Linked DNA regions of Mus musculus: region 2 is linked to region 1. A link is a contact called in ENCODE POLR2A ChIA-PET data. All regions are on one chromosome and are shown on one strand. The core of a region is the stretch at or near the end of the contact, and the rest is flanking DNA. Distances in the headings are between cores, read along the strand shown.

What was found. ChIA-PET counts read pairs that join two places held with the same protein, here RNA polymerase II (POLR2A).
Region 2: POLR2A ChIA-PET joins it to region 1 with 12 read pairs in Patski. The contact joins the promoter of Zc2hc1c here to the promoter of Nek9 in region 1. POLR2A ChIA-PET finds 5 or more read pairs at or near these places in 3 of 5 experiments (Patski and embryonic stem cell).

What each region holds. Positions count from the first base shown.
Region 1 is chr12:85,338,066-85,340,812 of GRCm38, forward strand. It overlaps Nek9 (NIMA (never in mitosis gene a)-related expressed kinase 9), which reads right to left and starts at 1,297. Exons shown (of 22, transcript NM_145138.2): 1 at 938-1,297. The coding sequence starts at 1,156. It overlaps Tmed10 (transmembrane p24 trafficking protein 10), which reads right to left. Exons shown (of 5, transcript NM_026775.4): 5 at 2,549-2,747.
Region 2 is chr12:85,287,039-85,289,931 of GRCm38, forward strand. Zc2hc1c (zinc finger, C2HC-type containing 1C) reads left to right here and starts at 1,553. Exons shown (of 3, transcript NM_172414.4): 1 at 1,553-1,747; 2 at 2,514-2,893. The coding sequence starts at 2,533. It also overlaps a transcript of Acyp1 not described here.

The sequences.
Region 1 (2,747 bases), core at 47-2,546:
CCAGCACAAAAAGTTCTGGCTGGGAGCAGACACTAGAATTGCAAGTGCATGAATCACCTTTTGCAACCTCAGCAAGTTCTCATTAAATGTTTACCCTAAAGCTAGAGTTTTAAGGCTGTGGTGATTAGACTCAAGTTATGGTTAACTTTTGGAGGTAGACTCACTACAGGGTTTTAAATCAGTACACATTCTTAATTTTGGATTCAGTAACTCATGGGTCTCTCCATTGTGACCTTATGCAAGAAGGTGGGAAAAATGACTTAGCTTCCTTGGGTTCTCAAAGAAAGGGGTCCTTGTTTCTCCAGACTCAACTCCACCAATAAAGTATTTGTCTTATACAATCACTGAAGGAAAAGCAAGAAAACAAACAAACAAACAATGATCTTTCTGGTGATCAAGGAAATCCTCCGAGTGATCATTTATGAAAAAAACAAAAACAAAAACAAGAAAACAAAGCCTACAGGGCTAGCAGTGTGTTGTAGCTGCCAGTGTGGCTATTTGGAAGTACACACCAACTCCCCATCCCGCCCTTCAACAGCTATACGAAAGGAAGTAAGCTTTTACAGACTGTTCCCAAAGAGCAAGTAAGCTTTTTATATTGTTCCCAATGTGCAAAGCACCTTCGTTTGGACCTCAAAATAACCTTTAAAAAAGTAAAGGTTTTTTTTTTGGGGGGGGGGGCGAGGTTGTTATCGCTAAGTCCAATTAACAAATGGGAAAACTAAAATGCAAAAGACCGCTCAATGACTCGCTCAGTGACAGCGGTGATTAAACCAATGTCCTACAGCAGGGGAAGCGAAAGCACGGTGGGGTTCCCGAGACCTAAACCCCAAGGGACGCCTGACCATAGAGGGCCAGGGGCAAGCAGCACTGGAAAGCGGGGCCGGGAAGGAGGGCGCGGGGAGGCCCGGCAGCGGCCGGAGCCGAGGGCCGCTACCTCGGTGCGGCGGTACAGCGTGGCCTCCCCAAAGGCACCGCGGCCCAGAACGCGGATGGGGATGTAGTGCAGCTCCTCCTGCTCCGCCGCCCCGCCGCCGGCTCGCGGCCCTGGGACAGCGCTGGGGCCCGGGCCCGAGTCCCCGCCACCCCCGGACTCGCTTCCGAAGTCCGAGTTGATGGAATCGCAGTGTCGCTCGTACTCGCCCAGCACCGACATGGCGGCGGAGGCCGCAGCTCGCCGGGAGCCGCCCGCGTATCCACGGCGGGCAGGGCCGGCCGCTTAGCGCCTCAATGGCCTCAGACGCCAGGCAGCGGCTTAGGTGGCCCCGCGGCCCAGGGAGCTTCCATGGTGGCTCCTGCCCCCTGACCCGGAAGCGGTTCTTAGTGTTTCCGGCTCGCCGAGGTTTTCCCTCCGCCTTTCGCGTGCCCACTTGTTGCAGATGCGTCCCGCACACCTTGGGCGTCGCTGGCCTTCACACCCGCGAGTGTCGTGGAAGCGGAAGAGTGACCACACGGCGGGTTTGCAGACCGCTTCCCTACAACCCCCTACCAGCTTTCCAGACTGCGTCACATTTTGGAGGTGGTCCAGGCTAATCCTGGCGACACGTTTGTCCCAGGAGCTGTGACTGTGTTAGCTGTCACTTGGCTTGTTGGGCAGGGCTCCTTTTTTTTTTTTTTTTTTTTTTTTTTTTTGTAGCGATAGTGTAGCAAAGATAATGGAGCAAGCTAAAACATTAGACTTCTGACAACTTTAACAATTCCTTCTTCCTTCCTCCTCCTCCTCCTCTCCTCCTCCTCCTCCTCTTCCTCCTCCTCCTCCTCTTCCTCCTCCTCCTTTTCCTCCTTTTCCTCCTTTTCCTTCTTCATTAAGTCTATAAAGTTGCAGGACTATGACCACCACAGGGTTGCCTAAGTTGGGACAATGCTAAAGGGTTTTGTTTTTCTTTTCTTTTCTTTTTTTTTTTTTTTTTAATGATATTATGGCCCCAGATCCTCAGAGCGCCATGAAAACAATGTTTATGTGTCTGTTGGGGGTGGGGTGGGGATTGTTTTAGGTGATACAGCTAGTTAGGAGGAACTTGAGAGGCAAACCCTGCAGTCTGGCCCCAGAATTAGGAAAGGGCAGGGCGTGATGAAACTAAGGTTATGGGACTGGCGCCATTACACTTGTTGGGCAGAAGCAGGAAGTACACTTTGTATGTTGTACAGTTTGGTGTTTCCTGTGGACAGTGGGAAACTAAAGCAAAGGAGTAGGTGATTAGGGCTCTGTTTTGTGTGTGTGTGTGTGTGTGTGTGTGTGTGTGTGTGTGTGTGTGTGTGCCGATTGAATTCAAGTTGCCTGATTTGCATGGCAAAACCTTTATCCACAGAGCCATCTTACTGGCTCTCAAAGCTCTAGCCTTCTGAGGAAATCTGCTCAAGATTTCTTTCATTAGCATAATGATTAAAACATCCTTTTGCTTAAGTGCCCTGCAGTAAATCAGTGACTTTTTTTTTCTTTAATTTATCTGTTTTCACTCCCTGTGCTTTAAAAAACAACAATTATAGAGGAATCCTTGCTCACCCAGACAAAGGGGCACTAAAGATTAACAGACAAATACACCTCAAATGGTTTCTGCTAGCTTTTATTTGTGAAAGTTTACACAAACATCTCCAACAGGTGAGCCTGTATAAATCCCACATGCCTCTTCCCATTAACAAACAGAAGATGGCTCTGATGGGGGTTCATGACAATGGTAAGGAACAAGGTTTGTTGAAACTGTATGATTCTCAGTTATTTTGACTATGCTGGAACGGAGGGAAGCAGA
Region 2 (2,893 bases), core at 303-2,802, 51 kb before region 1:
GGAGGAGGGAGAGGAGACGGAGAAGGAGAGAAAGAAAAAGAACTTGAGGTGTCCTGTTAGGTAGCTCTCAATTGTCATGACTTCAGGTCTAGGGGTTCCATTGCCATCTTCTGGCCTTCCCAGGCACTGCACACACAAGGCATATATTCACATAGACCTCGGAGTTTCTCTCTTCCTCTCTCTCTCTCTCTCTCTTCCTCTCTCTTTCTTGTGTGCGTGTGCGTGGGGGCGGGGGGGGGGGGGAGGGAGGAAAGGCCTATATGCCTATACCCAGCCTGGGAGAATCTGAGACAAGAGGATTAAGTAGGCAGGAGGACTAACTAGTGCTAACCATAGACTAAATAGGGAGCCTGTCTCAAAACAAACAGCAAACAAAACAAAACAGAAGAGACTCCAGTGGGATCCTAACACAGAGAGAGACAGACCCAGGGATGGGAAGGGGAACTTTTCTTGCACAAGGAAGTTATGTATACTTGAACACTAGAGATTCAGGGGGAGAGTATGGAAACGAGTTAGAAAAGATGTATGGGAAAACCCATAGAAGCTGACTGAGGCAGGGTCCTAGTCCGTGGGAAACCTCTGCAATGTGGAGAAGGCCGAAGAGCCAACTGGGAATGAAAAGAATGACTGACAATCTGCCCTAGAGAGTCCACCAAGGAATTTTTTTTTGTAGCGCATAAAAGCTGACATCTGATCTGTTGTATTAACGAGACTGCTGTCTACTTTATTTCCCACGTGCTCGAATCTTCTGTGTAGTTACAAGAAAAACGGAGCTATCTGTTCCAAAACAGCTTATCCAAATGAACTGAAGCACGAAGAAGACAAATAAACTCTCTTCTGTTGTCAAAAAGTTACAGAGGACCATTTAATGTTGAAATCAAGTTATGTTCATTACTGTTGATCTGGTTGTTAACTTTATTATTGTTACTTTTGGCTGAGTCATTCCTGGGCCCTAAGTAGTAACGGTCACGTGAGAGTGAAACGTTATAATAGCAAAATGATTAGATTGGCCATAGAAACTACCCTGGGACTATAACACGTAGTGAAATAATAGTAAAGCTAATATAATAGCAAGCGCCAAAGCATTGCGAGGGAAGACAGCCCGGAGCATGTAGCCTGGAGCTCTTACATAGCCCTACCTGGGGCCTGAGCGCAGTAGCCGAGCGCACTCAGAAGGGTGATCAGCAGTCCCACTCCCGCTAGCTGGACAGACTCCCGAATCCTGGGGCGGGATGATTCCGCAGCCCATCTAGGGGCTCCACCCTTCTCCAGACAAGGGCACACCCTAAGGTCTGGGAGCTTCATTCTCGGAGAAATCCAAGTTCTTCTTTGATGTAGCCCCAGAAAAACCTCTCCAACCCCTCCCCAAGGGAAACGCTGATCTGAGCTGCGGAGTTGGCTGCACCTCGACAAGTGACCCGACTGCACCCGTACTCCACCTCCCTTCCCTCCTCCCCTCCCCACCTCCCTCCCCACCTCCCTCCCCACCTCCCCGCACTCCCTCCACCACCTCCCTCCGTCCCTCCAACCCAATCTGCCCCGGCGGCTTTCGGATTGCTTGTGGACTGCGCCTGCGCACATCTGGAGCTAAAAGTTCTCAACCAGAGGCGGTGCTCTGGTCTCCAGGCAACGGGATAACAGAGGTGGACAGAGAGCGCCTGCGTGGACGGCGGTTGGGTTTAGTCAGGTGTGGAAAACTAGGTCTTGGGGATTTTCCCTGAGCTGGAGCGGCCCCCGAGCGCCTCAGGTACGCCGAAAGGGGAGATACTGAGACCTCCCGAGGGGTTGGAGAGTGAGAGTTTATCCCTAGAGGCCGGGTCCCAGTAAGGACTCCCGTTTGACCCTCTGGGACAGAACATGACTCTGGAGTTCCGGATCCAAAGCGGGCTGGGGCGCTCAGGTGTCTGTCACCCCCTCTCCCAACACACTCTCTTTACAAGCCTGGTGCGGTTTGAGCCATAGAGCATCTTTGCATGAGGGCTTGACAGCCGGGCACCTGCTTCAGGCCCGGGTGGCTCGTGCTCTTTGTAGTTTGTAGCAAGGGGAAAGTCCAGGGAGTGCTTTGGGCCAGGCCCTGTCGCCAGGCCACTGTTCTCACCCCGTAAAACCGTGGGACTGGACTCAGAGCGGCCTCTGCAATTTACAAGAACCCGGGGCTGGTAAGAGCAGGTTGCCTGTTTTGTGTCACGGACGACCTTCTATCTAAAGCTTTTCCCACCCATTCCATAAATGGTGTAGAGCAGGTCATCTACAGGCCTGGAGGAAAGTCAGTGGCAGAACACCTGTGTCACGTCCATTCTTTGGTCCTCGGGGCTTAGCAATGTCTGGCCTGGCACATAACCATCACTCCCTAAATGCTTATTGAAAGAATGTCCTGGCAGAGCCAACACCACAGTCCCGAGAAACGTTTAAAGGGAATGTGGGTAGGGCAAATGGACAAACAGTTTACTCTAGCAGCCGGGAGTGAACCTCAGACAAATTCTTCACATGTATCTGCTTTAAATCTCCCCTAGGCTTCGGTCCAGGCACTGAATGGCTGGTCTCCAGTTGGCTCCACATCTGCCTGTGGGCGTTATGTTCCCACATAATAAAACAGAAGCTCCTGGACTCCACTCAGCTAAGCACGACCCTTACGAACAAAGTGACTCTTCCCAGCGGCCCTCGATGGGACATTTGAGGAATAGTTTCCAGTCGAAGCTTTGGAGCAACACAGAAATGGAGCAGGAGGACGAGGTCTCCACCCGCCCCAAAAGGAACGTCTGCACAAAAGCCCGGAGGCACTCCTGTCCCCACAGTGCAGGAATCAGGCAGCAAGGCTCAGGGAACAATGCCCAGGGCCAAGGAAAGGGTCTGTTTTACTTGTCTAGTCCGACACCCCGGTATCCCAAAGCAA